Regions from separate parts of the Homo sapiens genome. Here region 1 is linked to region 2. The links are chromatin loops, found by intact Hi-C in ENCODE. Cell type or tissue: heart right ventricle. All regions are shown on one strand. Each heading gives the region's core, and the rest is flanking DNA. Links, peaks and the distances in the headings are about the cores only. Region 1 holds the start of LOC124904814 (small nucleolar RNA U13). Region 2 holds the start of MIXL1 (Mix paired-like homeobox).

Evidence for each region. A loop is a pair of places that touch in the nucleus more often than their neighbours do. Peaks named below come from ENCODE experiments on the same cell type or tissue, not always from the same donor. Only the 100,000 strongest peaks of a DNase experiment are listed, where the experiment ranks them.
Region 1: it touches region 2 in a loop (4-fold over the local background); 3 of 110 quality-filtered maps call a loop at or near these places.

Annotation. Positions count from the first base shown.
Region 1 is chr1:226,315,109-226,330,324 of GRCh38, forward strand. LOC124904814 (small nucleolar RNA U13) reads right to left here and starts at 1,056; the gene lies at 953-1,056. It also overlaps the pseudogene YBX1P9. In heart right ventricle, for the core only: no CTCF peak of the experiment used is centred there; no DNase peak of the experiment used is centred there; H3K27me3 peaks cover 207 bases.
Region 2 is chr1:226,214,144-226,229,359 of GRCh38, forward strand. MIXL1 (Mix paired-like homeobox) reads left to right here and starts at 9,521. Exons shown (of 2, transcript NM_031944.3): 1 at 9,521-9,931; 2 at 11,364-12,917. The coding sequence starts at 9,539. The coding sequence ends at 11,669. LOC124904528 (a long non-coding RNA gene) reads left to right here and starts at 7,996. Exons shown (of 2, transcript XR_007066907.1): 1 at 7,996-8,081; 2 at 8,196-8,355. RefSeq lists enhancers at 810-1,775, 9,840-9,899 and a silencer at 9,945-10,239. In heart right ventricle, for the core only: no CTCF peak of the experiment used is centred there; no DNase peak of the experiment used is centred there; H3K4me3 peaks cover 1,323 bases; H3K27me3 peaks cover 1,104 bases.

The DNA of each region.
Region 1 (15,216 bases), core at 2,875-10,874, 99 kb after region 2:
CTGAAACACTAAGAAGGATAAGACATCAGTTTGAACAGAGTACCTTTCAGAGCAACATAAATTCTGCCAAAATTGAAGCAAGAACAAACATCAATGGTGAAGCTTGATGGTGGACAAATGGAAGCTTTACGGTGAAGCTTGGGTGAAAGAATGATGAAATTATTGATGCTCTTAAAGCAAACTAAATATAGCCTGAGAAGAAAGTCCATACTTCTGTATTTGAGTCCTTGTGGACTAACTGTAACCTAGTGTAATAGGCAGACAAGATTAAAAACTTAACTTAGGAGTATGTGCCTATAACTAAATTGCTGAGTCTTGGCCAATCCCAGCAGCCATACTTCAAGCACTCTTAGACTGCTGAGTGTTCAAACTGTGTTCAAATAAGGCAAATGTTAACCTGTAACCAATCCAGCTGTTTCTGTACCTCACTTCTGATTTCTGTACATCACTTTACTTTTTTTGCCTATAAATTTGTTCTGACCATGAGGCACCCCTGGAGTCTCTCTGAATCTGCTGTAATTCTAGGGGCTGCCCAATTTGGGAATTGTCCATTGCTCAATTAAACTCCTTTAATTAGGCTGAAGTTTTTCTTTTAACAATGCTTTGCAAAAAGTTTATGAGGATGATGCACCAAAGAATTCAGCAGTTTACAAATAGATAACTCATTTTAAGAGAGGACAAGACGATATTGAAGATGAAACCTGAAGCAACAGAGCATCCACTTCAATTTTCAAGGAAAAAGTTAACCTTATTTGTACCCTAATTGAAGAAGACTGATTATTAACAGCAGAAACAATACCCAACACCATAGATATCTCAATTGGCTCACTTTACACAATTCTAATAGAAAAATTAAAGGTGAGCAAACTTTTCATTTGATGGATGCCAAAACAGTTGCATTCAGATCAGCTGCAGACAAGAGCAGAGAGCACAGCATTTTTTTTTCCTTCCATGTCAGACAGGTAATATGCCGATGTTGTAACAAGGTTCAAGGGTGGGACATCTCACACATGAGCATGAACACACAATCATCGTGCTCAGGAGCTACAAAAGGATTGAGCAGAGCTTTCAATGGAAATTTTAAACGAGTGGGGTCAGGATCCTGAAGCACTTCCTTGAAGAATTATAACAGGAGATGAGACGTGGCTTTACCAGTATGATCCTGAAGACAAAGCACAATCTAAACAATGGCAACCAAGAGGTGGAAGTGGTCCAGTCACAGCAAAAGTGGACCAGTCAAGAGCAAAGGTCATGGCAATAGCTTTTTGGGATGCTTGAGGTATTTTACTTGTTAACTGTCCGGAGGGCCAAAGAATGATAACATCTGCTTATTACAGGAGTGTTTTGAGAAAGTTAGTCAAAGCTTTAGCAGAAAATCCCTAAGAAATCTTCACTAGGGAGTCTTTCTCTGCCACACCAATGTTACTGTTCATTCCTCTCATCAAAATGGGTGCAAGCAAGAGTTTCAACAGGCTGGACACAGTGGCTCATGCCTGTAATCCAGCACTTTGGGAGGCCAAGGCAGGTGAATTGCTTGAGCCCAGGAATTAGAGACCAGCGTGGGCAACATGGTGAAACCCCGTCTCTACAAAAAATACAAAAATTAGCCAGGCGTGGTTGCGCATGCCTGTAGTCCCAGCTGCTCGGAAGGCTGAGGTGGGAGAATTGCTTGGGCCCAGGAGGTAGAGGTTGTGGTGAGCCGTGATTGTGTCACTCCACTCCAGTCTGGGCTACAGAGTGAGGCCCTGCCTCAAAAAACAAACAAACAAACAAATAAATAAATAGAGTTTCAAAAGGAAATCATTAGGCATCCACCTTACAGTCCTGATTTGCCTCCTTCTGCCTTCATTTCCTAATCTTTAAAAAAAACCATTAAACTACACCTATTTTTCTTCAGTTAGTATCGTAAAAGAGACTGCACTGACATGGTTACGTTCCCAGGACCCTCAGTTCTTTAGGGATGGACTAAATGGCTGGTATCATTGCTTACAAAAGAAAGTGTCCCGAACTTGGTGAAGTCTATGTTGAGAAATAAAGTTTATATTTTTTATTTTAACTTTTTTGACAATTATTTAAGATCTTTATTGACAAGTGCTTGCAGTTCATTGACTATTTTGAAAAAACACCAAGTTGTAAACTTTTATTACAAATTTAAAATGAAGTTCTTAAGTCTCAACTTGACCAGATATGAAACAATTTAAAAATCTTTAGAGGCATATTGAGAAAAGCCAGACTTTTTTTTTTTTTAAGAAAACCACATTTGTTATCACCAAAAAGAGTTGTCTTTAGGAAAAAAGTGATTTTAAAAACCCATGCTGCACAGATAATGCAGATAGTTCTAATAATTGGTCAGCAGCAAAGAGCAAACAATGTCTTCAGTGCCAATCTTTTGTTCATTTCTTATTGCTGCAGTTTCACATTCATTTCTTCTTGTTGTACGACTAAAGGGGATGATGGTAGAGATGGTAAGCTGGTATTTACTCAGCCCTACCCTGCTCAGCCTTGGCCATGGGCAAATTTTCTTTTTTTTTTCTTTTTTTTTTTTTTTTTTGAGACGGAGTTTCGCTCTGTCGCCCAGGCTGGAGTGCAGTGGCGCGATCTCGACTCACTGCAAGCTCCGCCTCCCGGGTTCACGCCATTCTCCTGCCTCAGCCTCCTGTGTAGCTGGGACTACAGGCACGCGCCACCATGCCCGGCTAATTTTTGTATTTTTAGTAGAGACGGGGTTTCACCGTGTTAGCCAGGATGGTCTCGATCTCCTGACCTCGTGATCCGCCCGTCTCGGCCTCCCAAAGTGCTGGGATTACAGGCGTGAGCCACCGCGCCCGGCCGGCCATGGGCAAATTTTCAGCTGCTTTTGTCTCTTTGCCATATTTTCGGGGTCTCCACCTGGGCACCGACCTTGCTGCTGACCTGGGGTCTCATCTCCTTGATTTCTTTTTATCCTCTTCATCACCATCCTCTCTAGGCTGTCTTTGGCTAAGAGGGCCCCAGTGGAATCATGGCCTATAGCCACATACATATCTTGCCTCACTGGTCTACCTGGTGCTCCTGCACCCTGGCTGTCAGCATCCTCCATCTCCGCTCCCTGCGCTGGAGGGCTGGAACACTGTGGTCCACGCCCATAGGGTCTCTTCAGGTAGTAGGGCAGGAACCTTCTCCAGGAACCTTCTCCTGAGGAAGGGCCAGTCTTGTTGGGCCTGGCCTTTGGGAGCACTCTCCTATCCTTCCTTCTTTTCCCCACGCTCACTATTCTGGTAATTCCGCTGGTAATTGTGTGGAGGACCCCCAGGACGTGGATTGCTTCCATAATGGTTACGGCCTGCTCCACGTTTACTGCCTTGCAGTGGAATTCCACCAGGGCTGTGACATCTGCTGCTTCCACACCCTTTTCTCCTTCAGCGTCAGACTCCACAGTCTCTCCAGTTCCTACACAGCCAAGGTACTTCCTGGGGTTCTTTTTTAATGGCAGATCTGTTTCTTACATTGAATCATTTTCCTTTTCCCGAAAATCTTCGCCATGACCTTCTTGTCCCTACCCACAGAACCATGGATGTGAGGCCGCCGAGGCCACTACTCCCTGGGCAGCCAAGGCTGGTGGTAGAGGTGTGGCTACTTTCAGGGCTTTCTGGGGTATCTCAGCTCCTGATCAAACTTTATTTTTTTATTTTTATTTTTTGAGACAGGGTCTCACTCTGTTGCTTAAGCTGAAGTGCAGTGGTACAATCATAGCTTACTGCAGCCTCAACCTCCCTGGCTCAAGGAATCCTCCCACTTCAGCCTCCCAAGTAGCTGGGAATACAGATACGCACCACCACACCCAGCTAATTTTTTATTTTTTGAGACAAAGTCCTGCTGTGACGCCCAGGTTGGAGAGCAATGGCACAATTTTGGTTCACTGCAACCTCCACTTACCAGGTTCAAGCGATTCTCCTGCCTCAGCCTCCTGAGTAGCTGGAATTACAGGCACGTGCCACCACACCCAGCTAATTTTTGTATTTTTAGTAGACACGGGGTTTCACCGTGTTGGCCAGGCTGGAATCAAACTCCTAAGCTCAAGTGATCCTCCTACCTTGGCCTCCCAAAGTGCTGCGATTACAGGTGTAAGTCACTGCACCCAGTCTTAAAAAAAAATCATTTAATTCAATTTTTCCACTAACTTCTTGAAGTCCGCTCGTACTACAGCATAGATCAATCTTGAAGACTTTATGCTTAGCCGAATAAGCCAGCGAAATAACACATAAGGAGAAATACTGTAGGATTCCACTTATGTGAGGAACCTGGAGTTCTCGAATTCATAGAGAAAAAGCAGAATGGTGCTTGCCAGGGGTTGAAGGGGAGAGGAGTGAGGAGTTATTGTTTAATGGGTACAGAGTTTCAGTTTTGGATGATAAAAAAGTTCTGGAGGTGGATGGTGGTGATGGTTTCACAACAATGTGAATGTACTTAGTGTACTTAGTGCCACTGAACTGTACGCTTTAAAATGGCTAAAATGGTAAATATTATATTATGTGCATTTTACCACAAGAAAAAAATTCATATTACACAAACATTACAGGTATGATTCCAATTACTAAATATATTTGCATAGATTAAGCTCAGAACAAAAGATATCCAATGTTTATGGTGGTTATCTCTGAGTGATAGGGTTATGGGTGCTTTTAATTTTCTCTGAATCTGTATTTATAATAGAGAAATTATAAGTAGTAAATTATATAAAATTATGAGCAGTAAAATGTTTTTTATTACTTTTGCCAGTACTGCAAGTCCAAAATATTTTGTATTATCTTTTTTTTTTTTTTGAGACAGAGTTTCTCTCTTGTCACCCAGGCTGTATTGCAATGGAACAATCTTGGCTCACTGCAACCTCTGCCTACCAGATTCAAGGTTCAAGCAATTTCACTTCAGCCTCCCGAGTAGCTGGGATTATAGGCACCTGCCACCACACTGGCTAATTTTTATATTTTTGGTAGACATAGGATTTCGCCATGTTGGACAGGCTGGTCTCCAACTCCTGACCTCAGGTGATCCGCTCACCTTGGCCTCCCAAAGTGCTGGTATTACAGGCGTGAGCCACCGTGCCTGGTCTTGTATTACTTTTATAATAAAAGCAGGCATTGAAAAATGTGGTAAAAGAGGGAAACAACAGACACTTGAGGGTGGAGAGTGGGAGGAGGGAGCGGATCAGAAAAAATAACTGTTGGCTATTAGGCTTAGTAACTGGGTGATGAAATAATCTGTACAACAAACCCCCATGACATGAGTTTACCTATATAACAACCTGCACATGTACCCCGAACCTAAAATAAAAGTTAAACAAAAGGAAAAAAGTGGTATACCATACAATGAAATATTATTCAGCCATAAAAAGGAATGAAGTACCGGTAAATGTTACAACATGAATGAACCTTGAAAACATCATATGCTAAGTGAAAGAAGACAGTCATAGAAGATCACATATTGTATGATTCCACTCATGTGAAATGTGCAGAATAGGTAAATCCATGGAGATAAAGGACAGATTAGTGATTGCTTAGGGCTGATGGGAATAGGGGCAGGGGTGGGGGATGGGGATTGACTACTAATGAGTACAGGGTTTCTTTCTCTCTTCTTCTCTCTTTCTTTTTTAGAGACAAGGTCTTGCTTGCTGTTGCCCAAGCTGAAGTATAGTGGCCTTATCATAGCTCACTGCAGCCTAGAACTCTTGGGGCTCGAGAAATCCTCCTGCCTCAGCCTCTGGAGTGGCTGGGACTAGTGTGTGCCACCATGCCTGGCTAAATTTTTTTTTTGTAGAGACAGGGATCTCATCATGTTGCTTACGCTGGTCTTAAATTCCTGGCGAGAGGTGAAGCCAGCGCGCCTTCTGGATGGGGTGGGCACTTGGAGAACCTTTCTATCTAGCTAGAGGATTGTAAATACACCAATCAGCACTCTGTGTCTAGCTAGAGGATTGTAAATGCACCAATCAACGTTCCATAAAAATTGACCAATCAGCACTCTGTAAAATGGACCAATCAGCACTCTGTGAAATAGACCAATCAACGGGACATGGGAGGGGCCAAATAAGGGAATAAAAGCTGGCCACCGGAGTCAGAAGTGGTAACGTGTTCTGCCTTGTTATTTTGCACTTCAGATTGATTCTTGCTGTTGCTTACTGTTTGGGTCTGCGCTACTTTTAAGAGCTGTAACCCTCGCTACAGAGGTCTGTGGGTTCGTTCTTGAAGTCAGCAAGACCACGAACCCACTGGAAGGAAGACACTGTGGATATATCTGAAGGAACAAACTCTGGACACACCGTTTTTGTGACTTCTTAACACTCAACACCAACGTCCGCAGCTTCATTCTTGAAGTCAGTGAGACCAAGAACCCACCGGAAAGAACCGACTCCGGACCCACTGGCCTCAAGGGATCCTTCTGCCTCAGTCTCCCAAAGTGCTGGAGCCGCCGTGTTCAGTCCACTGTACAGGGTTTCATTTTGGGGTGATGAAAATGTCTTGTAATTGGCCGGGTGTGGTGGCTCACGCCTGTGATCCCAGCACTCTGGGAGGCTGAGGAGGGTAGATCACTTGGGGAGAGGAGTTCAAGACCGGCCTGACCAATACGGTGAAACCCTGTCTGTTTTAAAAATACAAAAATTAACTGGGTGTGGTGGTGGGCAGTGGTAATGCAGATACTCGGGAGGCTGAGGCTGGAGAATCACTTGAACCTGGGAGGCAGAGGCTCAGTGAGTTGAGATCGTGCCACTGCATTCCAGCCCGGGTGACAGCAAGAATCCGTCTCAAAAAAAAGTCCTGAAATCAACCCTGGTGGTTGCACAACTCTGTGCATACAGTAGTCCCCACTTCTCCAGAGTTTCTCTTGCCGTGGTTTCATTTACCCATAAACAACTGAGGTCCGAAAAGAGATGAGTACAGTATAAGATATTTAGAGACACAGTTACAATATACAGTAACTTGTATTACAGTATACATTTGTTACAGTATATTGCTGTGATTGCTCTGTTTTATTATTATTTTTGAGACAAGGTCTGTCATCCAGGCTGGAGTGCAGGGGTGCAATGATGGCTCACTATAGCCTGGACCTCCCCAGGCTCGGGTGATTTTGCTACCTCAGCCTCCATAGTAGCTGGGACCACTGGCATGCATCACCACACCCAGCAATTTTTGTATATTTTATAGAGATGGGGTTTTGCCATGTTGCCCAGGCTGGTCTTGAACTCCTGGGCTCAAGCAGTCTGCTTGCCCTGGCCTCCCAAAGTGCTGGGGTTACATGCGTGAGCCGCTGTGCCCAGCCTGTTCTATTTTATTATTAGTTATTGTTGTTAATCTCTTACTTTGCTAATTTACAAATTAAACTTTATCGTAGGTATGTATGTATAGAGAAAACAGTATATATAGGATTCAGTACTATCGTCAGTTTCAGGCATCCAATGGGGGTCCTGGAATGTATCCCCCAGGGTTAAGTGTGAACTAGTATATACTAAAAACTATAGAATTGTGTATTTTAAATAGGTGAATTGTGGTCTGTGAAGTATAACTCAATAAATGTGTTACAAGGAAAATCTTGTTTTCAGACTAGGTTTTATCCCAATCTTAAAATCTTTGGTAGTCGTTTTGTGCTAGACCCCTTCCTAGGCACTTAATGAAGATGTGAAGTCAAAGAGGCACTCTACTAGGCAATTTTATTTATTTATTTATTTATTTATTTATTTTTTGAGACGGGGTCTCACTCTGTTGCTCAGGCTGGACTGCAGTGGGGCAATCACAGCTCCTGCAGCCTCAACCTCCCAGGCTCAAGCCACATCCTCCCACCTCGGACTGCCAAATAGCTGGGACTGCAGAGGCACGCTACTACAGGGGCACACTATTTTTTGTAGAGACAGGGTTTTGCCATGTTGCCCAGGCTGGTCTAGAACTCCTGAGCTCAAGCAATCCGCCCTCAGTCTCCCAAAGTGATGGGATTACCGGCACTTGGCCTGTTCAGAATTTCTTAAATGAATTAGCACATATAAGCTAGAGGAGCCCACCAGCCCAGGCTACCCAAGGAGGAATACCTTGTCATCAGAACTGCCCAAACCAGAAAGATTGGATGACTCAACACAGTGCAGATTTGTGAATTCTAACCCAGAAAGATTGCCCCTTCAGGACCTGTATGTGTCCAAGGAAACATTAAGAGTTTAATAGCCTGGGCAACATAGTCAAACTCTGCCTCCACAAAAATTAGCTGGGTGAGGTGGTGTGCGCCTGTAGTCCCAGCTACACAGGAGGCTGAGGTGTGAGGATCAGTTGGGCTGGGGAGGTTGAAGCTCCAGTGAGCTATGATTGCACCACTGCAGTCCAGCCTGGGAAACAGAGCAAGACCCTGTCTCAAAAAAAAAAAAAAAAAAAAAAGAAAAGAAAAAGGTTTATAGTCATCAATTCTGCTGTCTTCTCATAACCCCTAGTATTCTAGGCAATTTAATAGGGTACGATTATTCAGTAATTGGCCAGCAAATACTTATTAATTAAGCACCTACTATGTGGCAGGAACTAAGGTTGCAAAATTCAATGTGACATAGTGCCTCGCAGAGCTTTCAGTCTAAGGGAAGACACAGACACATTCCATAAGCAATTGCAATAGTTTGACAGTAGCTGTCCTAGGGCTGAGGTCAAGATACTGTAGGAGCATAGTGGAGTGCGGGATGTAGGGGAGGAAAAGAAATATTTTTTCCTTGATCATCACTGGGTTTGTGGCTGAAGCCCCTATAACAAAAGATAGTTTAACAAGAAAAGTATACACATTTATTTATTTAAGTTTCATGCGACATGGGAGACTTTAAAAGGAAATGGCTGGGTGCAGTGGCTCGCGCCTGTAATGCCTCGGGAGACTGAGGTGGGCTGATCACCTGAGGCCAGGAGTTTGAGACCAGCCTAGCCAAGATGGCGAAACCCAGTCTCTACTAAAATTACAAAAATTAGCTGGGTGTGGTGGCATGCGCCTGTAATCCCAGCTACTTGGGAGGCTGAGGTAGGAGAATCGCTTGAACCCGGGAGGCAGAGCTTGCAGTGATTCAAGAGCAAGCCACTGCACTCCAGCCCAGACAACAGAGCAAACCTCCGTCTCAAAAAAACAAAAAAAGGAAATGGCCCAAACAAACAGGTAAATCTGTGTATATTTTATGCTAGGTTTGATGGAGAAGTGGATGGTCCTGGAAAAATATAATTGGATAAAAAGTATGATCTAATGTTAATAAAGTGTGAGGGGACCACTTAGCAAGACCTATTTGTTCCGATTTTTCTTTGTGTCTCTGTGTGTTCAGAGATAAGGATGTCCCTTTCCTCTAGGTATAGGGAGGGACCTCTCCAATGAGGTCTCATGACCTGCTTCAAGGGAGAAGGCTGAGAGGAAGATGAGATGGACCTACTTGCTTCTGCTGTTTTCTCAAATACCAAAGTGCTGTATTTGTGGGTAGCATGTCCTGAACTTAATCAGAGGTTGATAGGGGGTGAGGTAAGAAATGTTTCCCAGTCTTTGAACTGAGACCTGAAGGCTGAGTAGAAGTTAGAGAGAGGAAGTGGAAGAAGAAAGTACTATGATTGGCAGAAAGTCATGTGCAAAGGCCCAGGGGAAAGAAAGAACAGAGCTTTTATCCCAGGAACTTTAAGTAGTTGAGGATAGTTGAAGAGTTTAAAATTAGATGTGGCAAAAGCTAAGACTCAAGAGATAAACAGGGGCCTCACAAGTATAGAGGGCTTTTGAAACCTTTCCTGAAATGGGTTTTGATACCTATGGAGGTGCACCACTGCTAGTCAGGGTTCTCTAGAGAGAGAGAACCAACAGGGGATGATTAGATAGATAGATAGATAGATAGATAGATAGATAGATAGATACATACATACATACATACATACATACATACATATACAGACAGAGGAGAAGGGATTTATTAGGGAATTGGCTCACATGATTCTGGAAGCTGAGAAGTCCCATGACAGGCCATCTGCAAGCTGGAGACCCTGGGATGCTGGTATTGTGGCTCAATCCAAGTCAAAAAGTCTTAGAACCAGGGATGCCAATGGTGTAATTCTCAGCCCAAGCCCCAAAGCCTGAGAACCTGGTGGGGTGGGTGGTGCTCATGTAAGCCCTAGAGTCTCAAGGCTGGAGAGCCTGGGGTCCTGATATCCAAGGACAGGAGGAGAAGAGTAGGTCCCAGCTCCAGGAGAGAGAGGAAATCCTTTTCTCTCCTTTTTTTGTTCTATCTTGGCCCCCAGCCAATTGGTTGGTGCCCAGCCACATTGAGGGAAGATCTTCCCCTCTTAGTCCACTGACTCACACGCCAGTCTGCTCTGGAAACCCAGACAGACACACCCAGAAGGAATGTTTTACCATCTCTGTAGGTGTTCCTTAATCCAATCCAGTTGACACCTAACCTTAACCATCACAGCCACTGAGATCTCCAGCCTCCAACTGCTGTCCCTAAGCTCTGCCACAGTATTCATATCAACACCATGCTCTCCCCAGGCTGCTCCTAGCCAATAACTGCGCATGGCAGAGCTGCTCAAACCAGCCCATTCCATGCCTCCTCTAATGGGCTTTCTTGGCTGTGGGGGCTCCTGTGTGGTCTGGTCAGGATAGGCTGCACGCTTACCTGTAGAGCTGCCTGGAGCCTGATGGTGACCCTTGGCCAACACTATGGAATATATCAAATGATGTTCTGTAACCATCGGTCTGTGGATTGTTTGGGGAACAGGACATACCAGCCCATCAGCACTGTTTAATAATTGTTTCTTTGATGGAGCCTGGAGGATTTCAATATTAAGGCTGGTCATGGAGCTAAAACATGCCTATGTGACCAGTTCACTCCAAGAGATCCCACCATGAGTGAGCTTTGGACTTCCTGGTATGTACACACATGACGGTTCAAGACCTGAACGTGTAGCACAGGCAGTGGGAGTCAGCAGAGACAGAACAAAGAAGCCTGTGCCTGAGATCTGTAGCCCCTTCTTTGCATAACGTTGCCTGCTGTTACCATACTGTATCCTTTGCCTGTTAAAAACTGATATGTGAGGGCTGGGCTGGGTGGCTCACGCCTGTAATCCCAGCACTTTGGGAGGCTGAGGAAGGTGGATCATGTGAAGTCTGGAGTTCAAGACCAGCCTGGCCAAGATGGTGAAACCCTGTCTCTACTAAAAATACAAAAATTAGCTGGGCATGGTGGTGCACACCTGTAATCCCAGCTACTCGAGAGGCTGAGGTGGGAGAATTGCTTGAACCCGAGAGGTAGAGATTGGGGTGAGTCGAGATCTGCCACTGCACTCCAGCCCGGGTGACAGAGTGAGACTCTCAAAAAACAAAACAAAACAAAACAAAACTGGTCTGTATGAGTATAGAAACTGTTGGAGTCCTGTGAGTCCTTTCAGCAAGCAAACATGGAAGGTAATCAGAGCATGATGAACACAGCCTCCCATTGGCCTAGCTGTCTCTCTGCTTTATTCCTCAAAAGCATTTCCCCAAATAAATAAATCTATACATCTGATTGTGTCCTAGCCTCTGTTTCTCAGAAAACTTGAACAGGAACAGGGTATCAAGAGTGGCTGGAAAAGCACACAGTTTAGGATTGACTAATTTCTCACCTGGCTGGCAAGGAGTATCCCATCCCAAGTGGAATGTGGGGCACGGATAATGCCTGATTCAAGGTGGCCCAAAATATCCGAGTGGAGGGGAACACCTTTGCTGGTGAGATGATTCAGGCATTGAAAGACAGGGGAAAGACACTGCTTAAAAACACAGTGGAGTTGGCTGGTTATTAGTGCCCCGTATAGGAATAATGAAAAGCGAGAGTTAAACACATACCAGCTAAGTGGAGAGCCAGAGCCCTCATTGGTAGCTTACAAAGAGGCCATCATTGCCTTTACGAAGAGTGAACACAGCTGAGGAGCAAACTCAGGTCTTAATGTTACTGAACAGAATTGGAGTCCGCTTGCCTGGTGCAATAAGGCCAGAAGAACCACACTGAGGTTTGCAGCAGGAGAAAGGAGGGAGTTTATTTGCAGGGTGCCAAGTGAGAATCAAGCAGCTCTTGCTTAAATCTTGACCTCCCTGATGGGTTGAAAGTAAGGACGTTTTGTTTTGTTCTTTGAGACAGGATCTCGCTCTGTCACCCACGCTGGAGTGTGGTGGTGCAATCATAGCTCACTGCAACCTCAAACTCCCGGGGTCAAGCGATCCTCCCATCTCAGCTTCCCAAGTAGCTAGGGCTATAGGCATGTGCCACCATAACTGGCTAGTTTAAAATTTTTTGTAGAGATCGGGGGCAGGTGTGTAGGGGGGGGTGGGGTCTTGCTATTTTGCCCAGGCTGATCTCGAACACTTGGCCTCAAGAAATCCTCCTGCCTCAGCCTCCCAAGGTGCTGGGATTACAGACATGAGCCACTGTGCCTGGCCTGAAAGAAAGAATTTTTAAAGGCAGGGGTAGATTTTAGGAAAGCAGAAGTTACAGGCAAAATCATAAATCAATACATGGAGATTATACACTGTTTTGGCCTAAAAAGGTGGGATATCTTGAAGTGGGGGCTTACAGGTCACTGATAGACTCAAGATTTTCTGATTTGCAATTGGTTGAGGATGAGAAGTTTTGTTTAAAAATTTGGGGTCAGCAGCAAAGAATGTTAGCTCTGGCTTGTGGGCATGACCTCCTCCAGGCCCCTCAGGAAGAAATTGAGAACAAAGAAGTCCAGTCCTCAGCTCCCTGTTCTCTGAGGTCTAAAGTGCCAGCAGATCCATTTGATAGGGGTTTGAGTTCCTGAAAAATAACTCAGTGACATATGTTAAGATGTTATCTTTAGTTTCTGTAGGGGAACCAAACATCCTGTGATTCTAACTACTGTTTTAAACTACCATTACCTTCTTGCGTATCAAGTTGCTTATTTACTTCTCAGGAGTAGCTAGGAGCCTGGAATTTCCCTTGAAGGAATTCACCATTTTCCTTTATTTCCATGCTCGAGGTGCCTGAAGGCTCAAAAAGGGGGGGTCCCTGCTCCCTCTCATTAATAGTTAAAGTCATTGAGTTCCAGAGGCATTTAAATGGTCAGCCAAGGCTGGGCACGGTGGCTCACACCTGTAATCCCAGCACTTTGGGAGGCCAAGGCAGGCAGATCACTTGAGGTCAGGAGTTCGAGACCAGCCTGGCCAACATGGTAAAACCCAGTCTCTACAAAAAATACAAAAATTAGCTGGGCATGGTGGTGCGTGCCTGTAATCCTAGCTACTGGGCAGGCTGAGGCACGAGAATCACTTAAACTGGGGACGCAGAAGTTGCACTGAGCTGAGATCACACCACTGCACTCCAGCCTGGGCAACAGAGCGAGATTCCATCTCAAAAAAAAATAAGTAAATAAGAATAAAAAATAAATGCTTAGCCAAGACAAGTTGTTTACACAACCTCAGAGCCCTGGTTGAGGAAGCCTGGGACCCGGACACGCAGGATGGAGACATCTGGGGATGTGCCCTAAAGGATTCGTCTCTGCAGACTCAAAGGTCACATACAGAGGTATCCAGCCTCCTCCCAGGCCCGGCGCGCTGGCTCACACTGTAATCCCAGCACTTTGGGAGGCCGAGGCGGGTGGATCACAAGGTCAGGAGATCGAGACCATCCTGGCTAACACGGTGAAGCCCCGTCTCTATGAAAAATACAAAAAATTAGCCGGGCGTAGTGGCGGGCACCTGTAGTCCCAGCTACTGGGGAGGCTGAGGCAGGAGAATGGCATGAACCCGGAAGGCGGAGCTTGCAGTGAGCCGAGATCGCGCCACTGCACTCCAGCCTGGGAGACAGAGACTCTGTCTCAAAAAAAAACAAACAAAAAAATTGAAACATACAATTCAGTAAAGTGCACAAATCTTTAGTGTATAACATCTTGACAATTTGTTTCTTTTTAAAATCAACTATTATTGAGATAAAGGTTATATATATTAAAATGTACCTATTTTTAGTGTATGGTTTGATGAATTTTGACATCTATGTATATATCATCATAATTAAGATATATAACATCTCCATCACCAACAAAATTTTCCTCATACTCCTTTGTAGTCAGTCCTACCCCTCCCAGTACTAGGCAAACACTGGTCTGCTTTTTGTCACTATATAGTAGTTTTTCCTGTTCTAGGACTTTATATTAAAAAATCCTACTATATATATGTATTATACACACACACACACACACATACACACTTTTTCGGATCTGGATTCTTTAGCTCATCAATAAAGTTTTCAAGATCCATTCATGTTGTTGTGTACTGTGTCTATCAGAAGTTTGCTCCTTTTTATTGCTGAGTAGTATTCCCTTGTATGGACAAACCAATTTGCTTATCTATTTGCCTATAGATGGATATATATTTTTTGAGATGGAGTTTCGTTCTTGTCGCCCAGGCTGGAGTGCATTGGCATGATCTTGGCTCACTGCAACCTCTGCCTCCAGGGTTCAAGGGATTCTGCTGCCTCAGCCTCCCAAGTAGCTGACATTACAGGTGCCCACCACCATGCCCAGCTAATTTTTGTATTTTTAGTAGAGACGGGGTTTCACCATGTTGGCCAGGCTGGTCTTGAACCCCCACCCTCAGGTGATCCGCCCACCTTAGCTTCCCAAAGTGCTGGAATTACAGGCATGAGCCACCTTGCCCAGCTAGATGTGTATTTGGTTTTAATACCCATCCACAAATATTCATGGCAGCTATTATTAATAAAACTATTATTAATAAAGCTGCCATGAATATGCATGTACAAGTCTTTTGGGGCTCATGGGATTTCATTCTCTTGGGTAAATACCTAGGAATGGAATGGTTGGGTCATATGGTGGGTACATATTTAACTTTATAAGAACCTGCCAAATGGATTTCCAAGGTGGCTGTGCCATTTGACATCCCTATCAATTCTGGCCGCTCTATATTCTCTTCAGCGGTTGGTAATGTCAGATTTTTGACTTTTTTAAATGTGTGTGCCCTTCTGATAGGTATGTAATGATATTGATTTCTAGATTCTTTTGTGGTCAAATAAAATATTCTATATTGTGGGCCAGGAGAAGTGGTTCACGGCTATAATCCCAGCACTTTGCAAGGCTGAGGCGGGCAGATGATTTGAGGTCAGGAGTTTGAGACCAGCCTGACCAACATGGTGAAACTTCCTCTCTACTAAAAATACAAAGAAATTAGCTGAGCGTTGTGGTGCACACCTGTAGTCCC
Region 2 (15,216 bases), core at 4,821-12,820:
GCCACTCAGGGACTTCCAAGCTGGGCAGCGCCTGGCAAATCCTCCGTTAGGCCTGCAGGAGGCAATGTGGATAATTAATTAATTAATTTATTTATTTATTTATTATTTTTTTGAGACGGAGTCTTGCTCTGTCGCCCAGGCTGGAGTGCAGTGGCGCGATCTCGGCTCACTGCAAGCTCTGCCCCCGCATTCACACCATTCTCCTGCCTCAGCCTCCCGAGTAGCTGGGACTACAGGCGTCCGCCACCATGCCCGCCTAATTTTTTTTTTTTGTATTTTTAGTAGAGACAGGGTTTCATCGTGTTAGCCAGGATGATCTCGATCTCCTGACCTCGTGATCCGCCCGTCTCGGCCTCCCAAAGTGCTGGGATTACAGGCGTGAGCCATCGCGCCCGGCCGGCAATGTGGAGAATTTAAAGCAGGTTCTCCTGCTGCAGTGGACCAAGAGTGGGCTACCCAACTGGAAATTTCCCAGGCTGGGCTCCTGGGCTCAGCACTGCCCAGACAAGTACCTGCTTGCCCCAGTCTGTGCCTCCAGCCTAGGAACCCAGGACTGAGTGTGCAGGAGGTGGGAGTGGCCTTCCAGAGTGGGCTCCCTATCCCCAGCTGCTTCCCCAAGATGAGGCCTGGGCCTATGCACCCCATCCCTGCTAGAGCTACCAGAAAGGATGCACCCTCTGTGTGGCCCGATGCTGGGTGTGTTTCTGATGCCTCACTGAGGGTCACTGTTAGGGGCTGTGGTTAGGGAAGTCCCTTCTCCCAGACTTCTAAATGAACAGTTGTAAGCTGATCCACTGTGTGGCCATCTTGCCACCTGTGCTGATATAGCCTCCAGCGCCTCATTTGGAGTAAATTTAACAGATAAGAAAAAATTCCTGGAGACATCCAGAACTCAACCCAGAGGCCCCAGAAACTTGCACAGGACAACAGGGGAGAAGAGATGGACCTCCCGGGTAAAGGGTTGTTGGTGGAAGGAAAAGCATCCCCCTTGATTTTCCTTGTCTGTGTGTCCCAGATCTTCCTCTGGGGCCGCTGGGTCCTCAGGGTCCATGCCCCACAGCCTGATGCCTGTGCTGGGGGTAGAGTGCGGTCTTCCAAGCCTGGGCCCCAGCCTGCCTGCTGTGCTGGCTCTCTGCAGGCCTGGCACATTCTGCATTTGTACTTTTGTTCACACCTCTGCTCCCAGGGTCCTTCTCACGACCTACCTAAACCCTGCCTCCTTTCAGGCTCGGCCCTGGCCCCCTTCATCCAGAAAGCCTCCTCCCCACACTCAAACCCGCCCCTACCTCTCCACCAAGCCCATATTCCCCAGACACTGAGCACAGCCAGGTGTTCTGTGGGGTGTGTAGGAACTAGGGCTTGGTGGCTGTGGCTTGTGCAGCCTGCCCTGGGGAGGATTCCCCAGAGGAAAAGTCATGCTCACATCCGGCACTGCACTCCTCCAGCCCCTGGCTCCACAGGGAGGGACTGGGGCTGTCGAGTCTCCTCTGGGTTCACACAGCGAGAGCCACCTCAGACCAGAAGACCTTGCCTTCCCAAAATGGTACTTTTGTTCTCATGCTCACTATCTTCTACCTCTCTCAAAGATGCTTTTTTTTAAAGCTTTTTATTCTGGAAAATCTCAAATATACACAAAAGTAGAGAGAGTCGTAGAATGAATCCTCATGACCTAGCTTCAACTGTTACCAGTTTCCAGCCGGCAACCTTGCTTCTTCTCCATTTCCCTCTCCTTCCCTTAGCCTCAAACTAGATTATTTTGAAGCAAATCCCAGACATTTTATTATTTCATCTGCCAAAATTTCTGCATATATCTCTAAAAGACGAGGAGGCTTTTAAAAATATGACCCCAAAATCACCATATAAACTAAAAGAAAATTAACCACAATTCCATTATCTCACATCTAATGCTTAAAATGTCCCAACTTTTCCTAGAAATAAATATTTACAGATAGTTTGCTTCAATCAGGATCCAATCATTGCATTTGGTTCATATGTCTTTTAGGTCTCTTTGAATCTATAGGTTCTTTTTCTATCTCTCTCTTTTGCAGTTGCTTTGATTATCTGATGAAGCAGCTGGCTGTTTATCCTGTAGACCCCGCAGCAGTCTGGTTTTTGTTGATTGTCTTCCTGTAGCGATGTGGGGAGAGTTCTTGTTCCCTGCAGTTCTTTCGAATAGGCAGTGAGTTCCAATGCTGGATTCGATTCTGGTTTTATATTTTGGCAAGAATGATTCATAGGTGGTAGTGTGTATTTCTACAGGGAAGTAGTTATCAGTAGCCACGAAGGTCATTGCTTAGGCCCATTATTTGATCAGAGGTTGCCAAATGGGGCTATTCTAACTGTAGCATCCCTTCTTTATTTACTAGCAGAATACTTCCATAAGGAGGAACTTTTCTTCGTCAGCAGTCTGTTTACCTTGTGTTGCAGTAATACAGAAAAGGCAGGACAAATGCTTGCCTCCTTCTCTTGGCTTACCAGTTTGCAGAATTAAGCATTTTTTCCCTAGAACCTTCCAAGGGGATCAGTTTTGTTTCCCCAGGATCATCACAAAATAATAGATTTTAACACATTTAATGTGTTTCAGTCTACTGCTGTTATTTTTCTTATTGATGCTCACACTCTCATATGTTTGGCTAGTGGGAGCCTCCTCATATTATTTATTGAGAGTGTTTGCTACCTTGGTAGACGGTTACAGTTTTCTTGTTTTCAGCTATGACTATTCCAGGCCTGTGGTGTTTTTTTTTGTTTTTGTTATTGTTTTTGAGGCAGATTCTCGCTCTGATGCCCAGGCTGGAGTGCAGTGGTGCGATCTCAGCTCACTGTAACCTCTGCCTCCCGGGTTCAAGCGATCCTCCTGCCTTAGCCTCCCAAGTAGCTGGGACTATAGGTGCACGCCACCATGCCCAGCTAATTATTGTATTTTTGGTAGAGACAGGATTTTGCCATGTTGGCCAGGCTGGTCTCGAACTCCTGACCTCAAACAATCAGCACGCCTTGGCCTCCCAAAGTGCTGGGATTACAGGCATGAGCCACTGCACCTGGCCCAGGTTTGTGTATTTTTTCTCCCAGGCCTAGAATGAGCCATTTCTCAGTGGAGTGTTTTTTTCTCTTGTGGGAAATGGTATGGAGAGACGAGAGTCTGAGTGCTAATGGCTTTCAATGATCGCACAATGGGCAACCACGTTATAAACACGGCTCTCTTTGGCACTATTTGTACAAGTGATAAACCCAAAGTGAATGCAGATTTGGGGCAATATATGAGAATGAGCTGAGTGTAGGTCTAAGGGAGATTCCCGAGAGGGGTGAGTCGGCTGAGCCAGATGGACTTCCTCAGTGCAGGCCAGCCACTCACCCAAGCAGCCAGGCTGCTAAACAGAAGAGATTCTTCTTACGTACTGCAACTCGGGGCCTGGCCTGACACGAGTTGGTGCTTGGAGCACGTGAGTTCAATGTAAAAGAAGAGGTCAAAGTTATTTCCTCTTCCATCTACATGAGTACAGAAAGTTCAGGTTACTATGAAGGCTAAATGCCCAATCGCCTGAGAGAGTAGAACTGTTGATTTCAAACCACATCTTCCTAGTGCACACTGAAATGAATGAGGATCTATTTGAAAGTGTCTTATTATATCCCAGATCCTCCAAGAACCTGTGTTTGATTAGATAACAGAGTGGCATTTTACCTGCAGGATGTCTTCCAGCGATTACAGGCAATCCAAAGAGAAAATGTTTGGGAAATACACACCCAATGTGTGCAGGCTGGGACAGAGTCCAGAATTGATCTTAGGTTACTCTGGGTGTCTGCTAACACTTTAATAAATTATTTGGGGCAGGGTGCAGTGGCTCACGCCTGTAATCCCAAAACACTGGAGGCTGAGGCGGGCAGATCACTTGAGGTCAGGTGTTTGAGACCAGCCTGGCCAACATGGCAAAACCCCATCTCTACTAAAAATACAAAAAAATAGCTGGGCATGGTGGTGCGCACCTGTAATTCCAGCTACTTGGGAGGCTGAGGCAGGAGAATTGCCTGAATCTGGGAAGTAGAGGTTGCAGTGAGCCGAGATTGTGCCATTGCACTTGAGTCTGGGCGACAAGAGCAAAACTCCGTCTCAAAAAATAAATAAATAAAAATTAAAAAAATAAATTATTTGGGAGCAGAAAAGACAAATATTGGCAGATTCTATGTTCTCCTAATGCCTCTCTCTTTACTTGTCCTTGTCCAGTATGACTTCATGCAAGATATGTGATACACATGAATTCAATATCATGTCATATCCCACAGAGTCAGTGAATGACAGCAGAGTTTCACTGTATGGTTAGAAAATAATTAAATGAGGTTTAAGTCAAATGACAATGTTAAAGAAACTTGTATTATTATTCCTTAGTAGTATCATAATTCTTTAGCCAGCAAGTGACCTCAAATTGTCACTTTTGGAGAAAGATAATTTACGAATGCTACAGTAACGTGTTTTTGTTTTTTAAAGACAGGGTCTTGCTCTGGTGTCCAGGCTGGAGTGCAGTGGTGTAATTATAGCTCACTGCAGCTTCAAACTCCTCCTGGGCTCAAGCAATCTTCCCACCTCAGCCTCCTGAGTAGCTGGACTATACGTGTGCACCTCCATACCCGACTAATTACAATAATATTTAACACGCTTTTTGCCAAATCTATAGGAGTCTGTCAGGTATAAAATGAAGTAACGGGCTGGGCGCGGTGGCTAACACCTATAATCCCGGCACTTTGGGAGGCTGAGATGGGCGGATCACCAGAGGTCAGGAGTTCAAGACCAGCCTGGCCAACATGGTGAAACCCCATCTCTACTAAAAATACAAAAATTAGCTGGGCGGGGTAGCACATGTCTGTAATCCCAGCTACTTGGGAGGCTGAGGCAGGAGAATTGCTTGAACCTGGGAGGCAGAGGTTGCAGTGAGCTGAGATCATGCCACTGCATTCCCACCTGGGTAACAGAGTGAGACTCTGTCTCAATAAAATAAAATAATAAAATAAAATAACAACTTTGATGATCCAGAGTTGTGATTAAACAATAAAAATGAGAGTCTAGAATTCAAGTCTAGTGTATTATTTTGTACCAACTGGATACCTCTCTGTATATACACATAAAAGGTTATCAGAGCCGGGCACAGTGGCTCACACCTGTAATCCCAGCACTTTGGGAGGCTAAGATGGGTGGATCGCTTGAACCCAGAAGTTTCAGACCAGTCTGAGCAACATGGCGAAACCCTCATCTCTACAAAAAATACAAAAATTAGCTGGGCATAGTGGTGCGCACTTGTAGTCCCAGCTATTTGGGAGGCTGAGGTGGGAGAATCACCTGAGCCTGAGGAGGTAGAGGCTGCAGTGAGCTGTGATCCACTGCACTCCAGCCTGGGTGACAGAGCAAGACCCTGTCTCGAAAAAAGTAAATAAAATAAAATTATCAAAAAAGGGTGATTGGCCGGGCGCGGTGGCTCACGCCTGTAATCCCAGCACTTTGGGAGGCCGAGGCGGGTGGATCACGAGGTCAGGAGATCGAGACCATCCTGGCTAACACGGTGAAACCCCGTCTCTACTAAAAATACAAAAAATTAGCTGGGCATGGTAGCAGGCGCCTGTAGTCCCACCTACTCAGGAGGCTGAGGCAGGAGAATGGCGTGAATCTGGGGGGTGGAGCTTGCAGTGAGCTGAGATCGCACCACTGCACTCCAGCCTGGGTGACAGAGCGAGACTTCATCTCAAAACAAACAAACAAACAAACAAAAAGGGTGATTTGCTGGATGACGGTTTAGGGCTGTGCTGATAGATATGGAAGCTACTAGCCACCTATGGGTAAATTCAAATCTGCTAAAATGAAATGAAAAATTCAGTTCTTCAGTCACAGTAGCCCCATTTCAAGTGCTCAGTGCATACACTGAAGAAAGGAATATCAGTCAAATGTCAGGTTTGAGAATATTCTGCTAGTTGTTTCAGTTCTTCGTTTCAAGTATGCAGATATAAGTTTGGAAAACTTCTGGATTCTGTTCTCTGAGGTTGAAATGTTATTTTAACTTTATTGGTTAACTGTGTGGATTGGGGTTGCAAAAGACTCCTCTGTGTGAGACGAGGCTTCAGGCAAAAATAGTGGGAGGAAGAAAAGGAATCACTATTTTAAAATACACGTTGGGTTCAGCATCTATTGTGTGCTTAGTTTTTGAATGTATATGGTGCCAAATACACAACAACAAACAAGGCTTCTTAACGAGGGGATTTAATCACTTTCCTGGCACATTAATACCTTTTGGGGGCTGTTGTCTTTCAGTCTGTTGTAACCACTGGTTCTGAAATAAACTTCAGGAATTGTGGAGGCCTGGGCAGCCAGAGGAGAGGAAATCAAAGTGAGGCCAGGATCAAAGGGGCAAACAGCGCTGCGGATCTCAAGGTGGAAGCAGAGCCGTCAACTCCCCTCGGCTGTCTTTTCCTGGTTTTCCCTTTAATAAATACCCAGGATCTCGGCCAGGTCTTAGGCAGTGGAGGGCCTGACTTGAACAACAAAGAGAGCCCGGGGAAGAGAGTACTTAGCACTTGGGGAGGAAAGACAGGCCTCTGTGATATTTGGGTGATTCAGTGACAGGAACCGTGGTGGGAAATGTTGAGGACGCAGAACGGGACAGTGACCCCAAGTGGCCCCATCCTGCCCAGACTGGGCTGCTGTAGAACCGGCCCTGGATCCAGATAATCATGTTTTTTTTTCCCTACTGCCTCTTGTATTTACTGGTCTTCCCTCATTATACAGGAAGCATCCTTGAGGATTGTCTTCTATTTCACCTTGCCTTCCCTTGTGTCTATTTCAAGTTACTGACAGACTAAATGTAAATAATGGCCAAAATCTCTCAGCAAATCAAGTGGTGAGCTCGCCCAGGTGCTGGAGAGGGAGGAATCCAGATCCTAATCTCAGTGATTGCTGTCTTCAGCTAACCCTGAACTTAAGTTTGCTATGCTGGAGCTGGTCAGCTGATGTGCTTCTGTAGAAAAAAAGCACTTTATGGAGCTTTATACATCACAGGGTATCTGTTTTGGGAAAATAACTTGCAATAATTATTTTAAAAATTATATTGCCAAGGATAGGGCTCTTCCCATTTTCCTATTGAAAAACTGAATATAGAAGAATTAGCAAATGGATATGTGATATACATATCCATTGTATGCCTGCAGCAGGGTAACTGAGTCAGGAATCTAGAACTTGGATATAGTGAAAACCATTTATATGTTTATAAGTGTCTGTCAAAGAAGAGAAGTAGCAAATCATTTTAATTTCAAGTGCTTTTGTAGAAACTCAATATGACTTCTATCTTTCCAACCCTAGTCAATGAAAATCCCAAGTGAAATGGGAAATCCACTCGCATGGAGAAGTAATTTCTTTTTTCTTTTTCTTTTCTTTTTTTTTTTTTTGAGATGGAGTCTCAGTCAGTCACCCAGGCTGGAGTGCAGTGGCGCGATCTTGGCTCACTGCAACCTCTGCCTCCCGGGTTCAAGCAATTCTCCTGCCTCAGCCTCCTGAGTAGCTGGGATTACAGGCTTGTGCCACCACGCCCGGCTAATAATTGTTTATTTATTTATTTATTTATTTATTTATTTATTTATTTATTTTGAGACGAAGTCTCGCTCTGTCACCCAGGCTGGAGTGCAGTGGCATGATCTCAGCTCACTGCAAGCTCCACCTCCCAGGTTCACGCCATTCTCCTGCCTCAGCCTCCTGAGTAGCTGGGACTACAGGTGCCCACCACCATGCTCGGCTAATTTTTTTTTTTGTATTTTTAGTAGAGACGGGGTTTCACCGTGTTAGCCAGGATAGTCTCGATCTCCTGACCTGGTGATCCGCCCGCCTCAGCCTCCCAAAGTGCTGGGATTACAGGCATGAGCCACTGCACCTGGCCAATGGATGTTGGCTGTTTTGGAGATGCTGGGGAATTAACTTTTTTTTTTTTTTCTGAGTCAGAGTTTCACTCTTGTTGCCCAGGCTGGAGTGCAATGGCACAATCTTGGCTCACTGCAACCAAGAGAAGAGGGGGAAAGAAAGGAGAAGGGGTGGAAGGAAGATGGAAGAGCAGGAGGTAAGTATATCAGCTGCCCAGAAGGGCCTCAGGGGCTACACAGGACACAGTCCCTGCCAACCCCACCCCTTACCACAGCCAGGAGAGAATCAAGCCCAAAATTCTTCTCTGCAGCAGCTCCAAGAAAACTTTCCGCTTTGCCACCTGGAATGTCCACCCAGGATAAAAAGATCCAAGCTCTTCTGAGACTGTCTTTTGACCTTCTAGAATGCAGAGACAGGACGGGGATTGTGCCCTGAAAGATCCTCCCAATAAAGATCTCCCTTTGAGTCGACCACAGTGAGTGATCCCGGTGAAATCAGCGCTCAGGTGCTGGGGGCAAAAAGACCTGGGCCTCTGTGTTCCTCTCTTGAGTTCTTGCACTGTGGTGGGGCAGTTCCCATAGTGGACCATGGGTTTCTCTTTCAATAAGGAGAGCTCAGTGACATCCAATTCGACAGACATTCACTAAGGGGCCTAGCACCGCGCCTCACGCAGAATAGGTGTACAAAGCAGACACTCAATAAACTCAGAAAGGGAGAGGTGGGTTCCTGCTTGCTAAGACTTTATATCTAGCAGATAGAGAAACCATAACCATAGCACAAAGTAGAGAAAATGGGAGCTTTCAGAGCCCCAAGGGGCAGAGGAAAGAATGATGATTCAGGGCGCGTGGAAACTTCATGAGGTGGCTTTCATCTCCTCCCATCCAATAGACGGGTCTTAAGCATTGTTGAGTATCTCCAGAAAGGCCAAACTGCGCCGTATCCTCTGCTAATGGGGCACGTTGCCAACCCCGCCCTACCTAGGGTATCTTTATTGGTGGGCCCATGGACATTCCAGCCAGACCCCCCCACTCCCCCCACCCATTTAATCAGGAGGAATGTGCTGCCCCCTGGATCCTTTATCTTCACCCCCCTCCCCGCTTGGATTCAGGATGTGTTAGGGAGGCTTGCAGAAGACAGGGGCCGGGCTGTTTGACCAACCTGGTACAGGGTCTAGCACATAGCAGGGGTGGTAAATAAATAGCTTTGATGAGGACAGACGGGACTAGGGCAAGGCTCAAGGCCCAGGCCATGTAAGGCACAGGCCAGGCAAGGTGCTTCCGCCGCTCTTAACGGGGATTTGACCCGGAGAAGAGAGTTCTGTCGCCTGCGGCCCGCGCACCCGGGCCCCTCCGGGCTGCCCCTCCCAGGCAAATAGTCCTTCGGGGATGTGGATTGCGCCGTCCGGGCGGGTGGGCGGGGAAGAACACGGAGGGGGCCGGGACCCAAGTTCACGCCTCCCTCCTGCATCCCGCAGCCGGCGGAAGCGATTATTCCCCGGCGTCTGGCGGGGCCGGGGGCGGGCTCGCACCCGGAGGAGACACGGGTCTCCCCGAGCCCACCTTTGATCGCACCGCCCCGCCTTCCCAGCCCCTGGCCCGGGAGGGTATAAGTGCGGCCCGCGCCCCTCCGAGCGGCGCGCTGGGTTCCGGAGCGATGGCCACAGCCGAGTCCCGTGCGCTCCAGTTTGCCGAGGGCGCCGCGTTTCCAGCGTACCGGGCCCCCCACGCCGGCGGGGCGCTCCTGCCGCCCCCGAGCCCTGCGGCAGCCCTGCTCCCTGCGCCGCCCGCGGGCCCCGGCCCAGCGACCTTTGCGGGCTTCCTCGGCCGGGACCCCGGGCCGGCCCCGCCGCCCCCCGCCAGCCTGGGCTCGCCTGCGCCCCCCAAAGGCGCGGCCGCCCCGTCGGCGTCGCAGCGCCGCAAGCGCACGTCTTTCAGCGCCGAACAGCTGCAGCTGCTGGAGCTCGTCTTCCGCCGGACCCGGTACCCCGACATCCACTTGCGCGAGCGCCTGGCCGCGCTCACCCTGCTCCCCGAGTCCAGGATCCAGGTGAGGGCCCGCTGCGTTCGCAAGTGCGCGCTGGAGCGGAGGCGCTGCGGACTCTAGGTCTGGACTGCGGGCTCCTGAGGCCACACCCGGGACGTTGCAGGCACGGTGCTTCCCCTGAGGCTCTGCGTACTAGACTGAAATAGGGGGTGATATCGGCACCTGCTGCATAGGGTGGTTGCGAGGCCTGTGTGAAATAATTTAGGCCTGCACTGAACGATTTCTCTCATTATTAAATATAATAAGGGCTCCTAGGAGGCTAGCCGGTCCCCTGAAATGGCCAGAAAGTAATTCCCAGCAGGAAGATAAGAAGTTTTACACTTTTTCTTTATCCGGGAAGAAGACACAGATGAGGGGCAGTTGGGGTTTTCCTCTGGCTTTGAGCGTGAGAATGGTAGCTGAAAACGGGGAAGGCTGGCTCGCCAAGTTACCCCCATGCTACTTTCTTGGCAAGTGTTACGTTTTGGGATTAGATTTGAAAGGATGTAGCGAATTGAGATAAAGCGAGAAGCACCTGGAGCTTGTTTTCAGTTTGAAAAATCTAGTGCAAGGTGTGTTTATTTTTATTTATTTAGTTTTTATTTGAGATGGAGTTTTAACTCTTGTTGCCCAGGCTGGAGTGCAATGGCGCGATCTGGGCTCACTGCAACCTCCGCCTCCCAGGTTCAAGTGATTCTCCTGCCTCAGCCTCCCGAGTAGCTGAGATTACAGGCGCCAGCCACCACGCCCAGCTAATTTTTGTATTTTTAGTAGAGACGGGGTTTTACCATGTTGGTCAGGCTGGTTTCGAACTCCTGACCTCAGGTGATCCACCCGCCTCAAAGTGCTGGGATTACAGGCGTGAGCCACCGCGCCCGGCCGTGTTTATTATCTAAAGTAATTTAGATCAGAATCTTAGAGTTGGTAAGGAGAAGCCTGCCTTTTTGTCTGTCTGTAGCCCCGTGGTCGGTGTCCAAGCGCAGTTTTAAGTAGCAGCCCTCATTTAAACACTGGGAGAGTGGACTTGTTTTCTCTGCACCCCTGGCGGTCATACAGCTGTCAGTCTCAACAGCTGGCATGAGCAAAATACCTCCTTGATTAGTTTGACAAGGGAGTGCAGACCTTAAAAAACAGGTTTTCTTCATAATTTAATGCAGTTTTTTTCTAAGAATTCTAAGTGCTTCCATTTTTGTGACCCCATTTTTCATGAAAATTTCTCTAACTAAAGAGTAGATAGAACTAGGCATTATTCCAATGTTTCCATCTGGGAATGGGGAGGCAAGGAAAGCCAGGTGTTCTGAACTTCTAATCGTCAACCCAAGTGCTTTCTGAAGACAAGGCTCTGGAGAGGAAGCCAGGGGATGTTAAACTGGAACTTACCAGTATGAACTGTGAACATAATGTTAGCATAAAAAACTCCAACCAAAAGCAGCTTTTATTTTCTCCCCTCTTCCAGGTATGGTTCCAGAACAGGCGTGCCAAGTCTCGGCGTCAGAGTGGGAAATCCTTCCAACCTTTGGCTAGGCCGGAGATTATCCTCAACCACTGTGCTCCTGGAACTGAAACGAAATGTCTGAAGCCCCAGCTGCCTCTTGAGGTAGATGTGAACTGCCTGCCCGAACCAAACGGGGTTGGAGGGGGCATCTCTGACTCTAGCTCCCAAGGTCAGAATTTTGAAACCTGTTCCCCTCTCTCTGAAGACATTGGTTCAAAGCTGGACTCATGGGAGGAACACATCTTTTCTGCCTTTGGTAACTTTTGAGGATTCTGGGAGAATTCGGGATAAGCTCTGAGGAGCCATGACTGACAGCCTGGGAGAGACACATCAGCATACTGTCCTTTCTGACTTCCATGCTAAGGACATGTCCTTGTTAACCTTGATGATGGTTTTGACAGCACCTCTCACATTTGAAGGTACCCCGCCACTTTGTCAATGACGTTTTAAGCCCACACTCCCACCCCAGAGTTCCCGCATTCGTTTTTACCTGTGTTCTCTCCAAGCCTGCACATTCCATTGGTCTGCATCCCTATGCCTTCTTGCCAGGCCTGTTTTTAGTTTTTGGACTGGTTGTTCAGAACTCATTATTTTCTTCACAAGAATGCCTCAGCTTGACTCAGTTTCCCCTTGTGTTTGACAGCTGCCATTTTCTCCTGGTCCCTCCAAGGCTTATAATCTTAAAGTCACTCTACCCCGTCTCTTCAACCCTCATCCTAGGTTTATTACTTTTTAAAATTGGGCCTGTCATCTTCACGTTCAATCATAGCTCCAATGACTCTGCATGCAGATTATTTCGACAGCCCCCTTGCCTCTAGCTTCTCAACTACTTAAAAAAAATTACCCTCTGTGGGCCAGGTGCAGTGGCTCACTCCTGCAATCTCAGCACTTTGGGAGGCCGAGTGGGTGGATCACCTGAAGTCAGGAGTTCAAGACCAGCCTGGCCAATATGGCGAAACCCCATCTCTGCTAAAAATATAAAACTTAGCTGGGCACGGTGACGGGAGCCTGTAGTCCCAGCTACTCAGGAGGCTGAGGCAGGAGAATCACTTGAGCCTGGGAGGTGGAGGTTGCAGTGATCTAAGATCGTGCCACTGCACTTCAGCCTGGGAGACAGAGGGAGGCTCTCAAAAAAAAAAAAAAAAAAAAAAAAAATTACTCTATGGTTCTGTGGTAGCCTCCAGTTGCTACCAAATTATAAAAAGCTTTCAGTTACCCTCCCAGATAACTGATATCATCCTTAGCCTGCAGGACAGCTATGCAAATCTGAAGGTCAACTATCCACAATATATGCTTTGGTCTTAAAGTCACTCCTTTCAGTTTTGAACCAAATTCATACCTTTTGCTTTCAAAACACTCGAGGACTCCCCACCTGCCTTCTGAAGTCTGAAATTTTCTCTAAGTAATCCTGATTTTGCACCTGTTACTTCGATCACTCCATTACCCTTAGCACTTGTTATTGTACTTCCTGTGCAAGTTTTGTGGATTATTAAATGTCTTTCACAAATGTTCCAATGTAATTTCTATTTAAATGAATTCTTCTAGATAACTCCTAGTACAGTGCTTCACTCCACAATTGCTCAGTACATACTATGTGGCCATGAAAGACATTTCTAAAAGTTTCTGCAAATGTAGTTTTTAGCCAGTAATCAATATTATATCAGCAGGCCACTGAGCTGAGAAATTTAATTGGGTTAAAAACATTTTTGCTTGAATGTTTAATAATATTTTGTGAGTATTTTGGTTTTGGGAAATTTCTCTTTGCAATTTATAATTCTAAATGTATGTAAATAACCGTTTCTAAGTCAGTCTAAGATCAATTAAAATATTTTGATATTTTGAGAGTTTTCAAACTCCTTTAGAGTCAAAGGAAATGGTCTGTGTATGAGGCAACCACAGGTGAAGTTTCTTTGTAAACTGTGCTTTAAAGTAGGCTCATGGGATGCCATAGCTAGCTAGGGCCAGGACATCATGTCTTGATGGTTACTAGAAGAGCATGAGATTATACATGCCAGATGCCCTAATTTTCAGAGATGTTATTCAAGTGGTTTGTACTTTTCTTTTTTTGAGATGGAGTTTTGCTCTGTCACCCAGGCTGGAGTGTAGTGGCATGATCTTGGCTCACTGCAACCTCTGCCTCCCGGGTTCAAGCGATTCTCCTGCCTCAGCCTCCCGAGTAGCTGGGATTACAGGCGCCCGTCACCACGCCCAGCTAATTTTGTATTTTTTAAAGCAACCAAGAGCTGGGCAACAGAGCAAGACTGTGTCAAAAAACACCACAACATACAAAAATTAGCTGGGCATGGTGGCACATGCCTGTAATCCCAGCTACTCAGGAGGCAGAGGCAGGAGAACTGCTTGAACCTGGGAGGTGGAGGTTGCAGTGAGCCAAGATCGTGCCACTGCACTCCAGCCTGGGCAACAGAGCAAGAATCCATCTCAAAAAACAAAAACAACAAAAACCAACCAAGAGTTTCCAAGCACTTAGGAGTTGAGGAAAAAAGCAAGCAAGCAAGCAACCAACCAGGAGGTTGGGCACAGTAGCTCATGCCTGTAATTCCAGCAGTTTGGGAGGCTGAAGTGGGAGGTTTGCCTGACCCCAGGAGTTTGAGACCAGTCTGGACAACATAGCAAGACCCTGTCTCTTGAAAAAAAAAAAAAAAAAAGCCAGGCACGGTGGCTCACGCTGTAATCCCAGGACTTTGGGAGGCTAAGGCAGGCAGATCACTTGAGGTCAGGAGTTCAAGACCAGCCTGGCCAACATGGTGAAACCCTCTCTCTACTAAAAATACAAAAATTAGCTGGGCATGGTGGCAGGTGTCTGTAGTCCCAGCTACTCAGGAGACTGAGGCAGGAGAATTGCTTGAACTCGGGAGGCGGAGGTTGCACTGAGCCGAGACTGGGCCACTGCACTCCAGCCTGGGTGACAGTGAGACTCTGTCTCAAAAAAAAAAAAAAAAAAAAAAAGTCAGGCATGGTGGCATGTGCCTGTGGTCCCAGCTAATCGTGAGGCTGATGTGGGAGGACTGCTTGAGTTCAGGAGTTCAAGGCTGCAGTGACCTATGAGCGTGCCACTGCACTCAGCCTGAGTGACAGAGTGAGACCTTGTCCCTGCCATTCCCCCAGCAAAAAGCAGCCAAGAGAACATAGTTGAGGCCTTAGCAGCAAAGTGTACTTATCGATTCTTTGAAAACTGTTTGAAACCAAAAATGAGCTGATAAACATTAGCTATTAACACTGTGCTCAGGGCCCATCCTGGAGGTGCTCAGGAGGTCTCACAATCACAGAGCTTTACATTTAAACTTGTGACTTACATTTAAACTTGTGACATGGCCAAATGAGATACTGCAAATACATCCACAAAACTGAAAGACATATAACACTTTAAATTATGGTCCACTAAGAATCGCACTTACGAAAAAATCTGGTAATTATTTTATTATTGCTTTTATATTGTCTCATGTTGTTTCCCCAGTGAACAACTGTAAAAATCTATAAATATGTAAATCCTGTTGTCACATTTTAAATTGTGGGATCCTCTAAGAAGTAGCCTGCAGCTCTCTCAAACTCTAAGAGGCCCTAACTGCTAAATGTGTTACAGACATTATCTATTTTATCCTCACACCTACCATGTAAGACAGGGACTAATCTTCCTACTTTAAAGATCAAGAAACTGAATCTAAGTAGTGTCTCACAATTATACAGCTTATAAATGGCATGGCCAGGACTCAAACTCAGCCCACCCATTAGTCTACCACCATACAGTGCCTCCTATATTGCAGTGGTCTTGTTAGTCAGGACTAATGATAAAGTA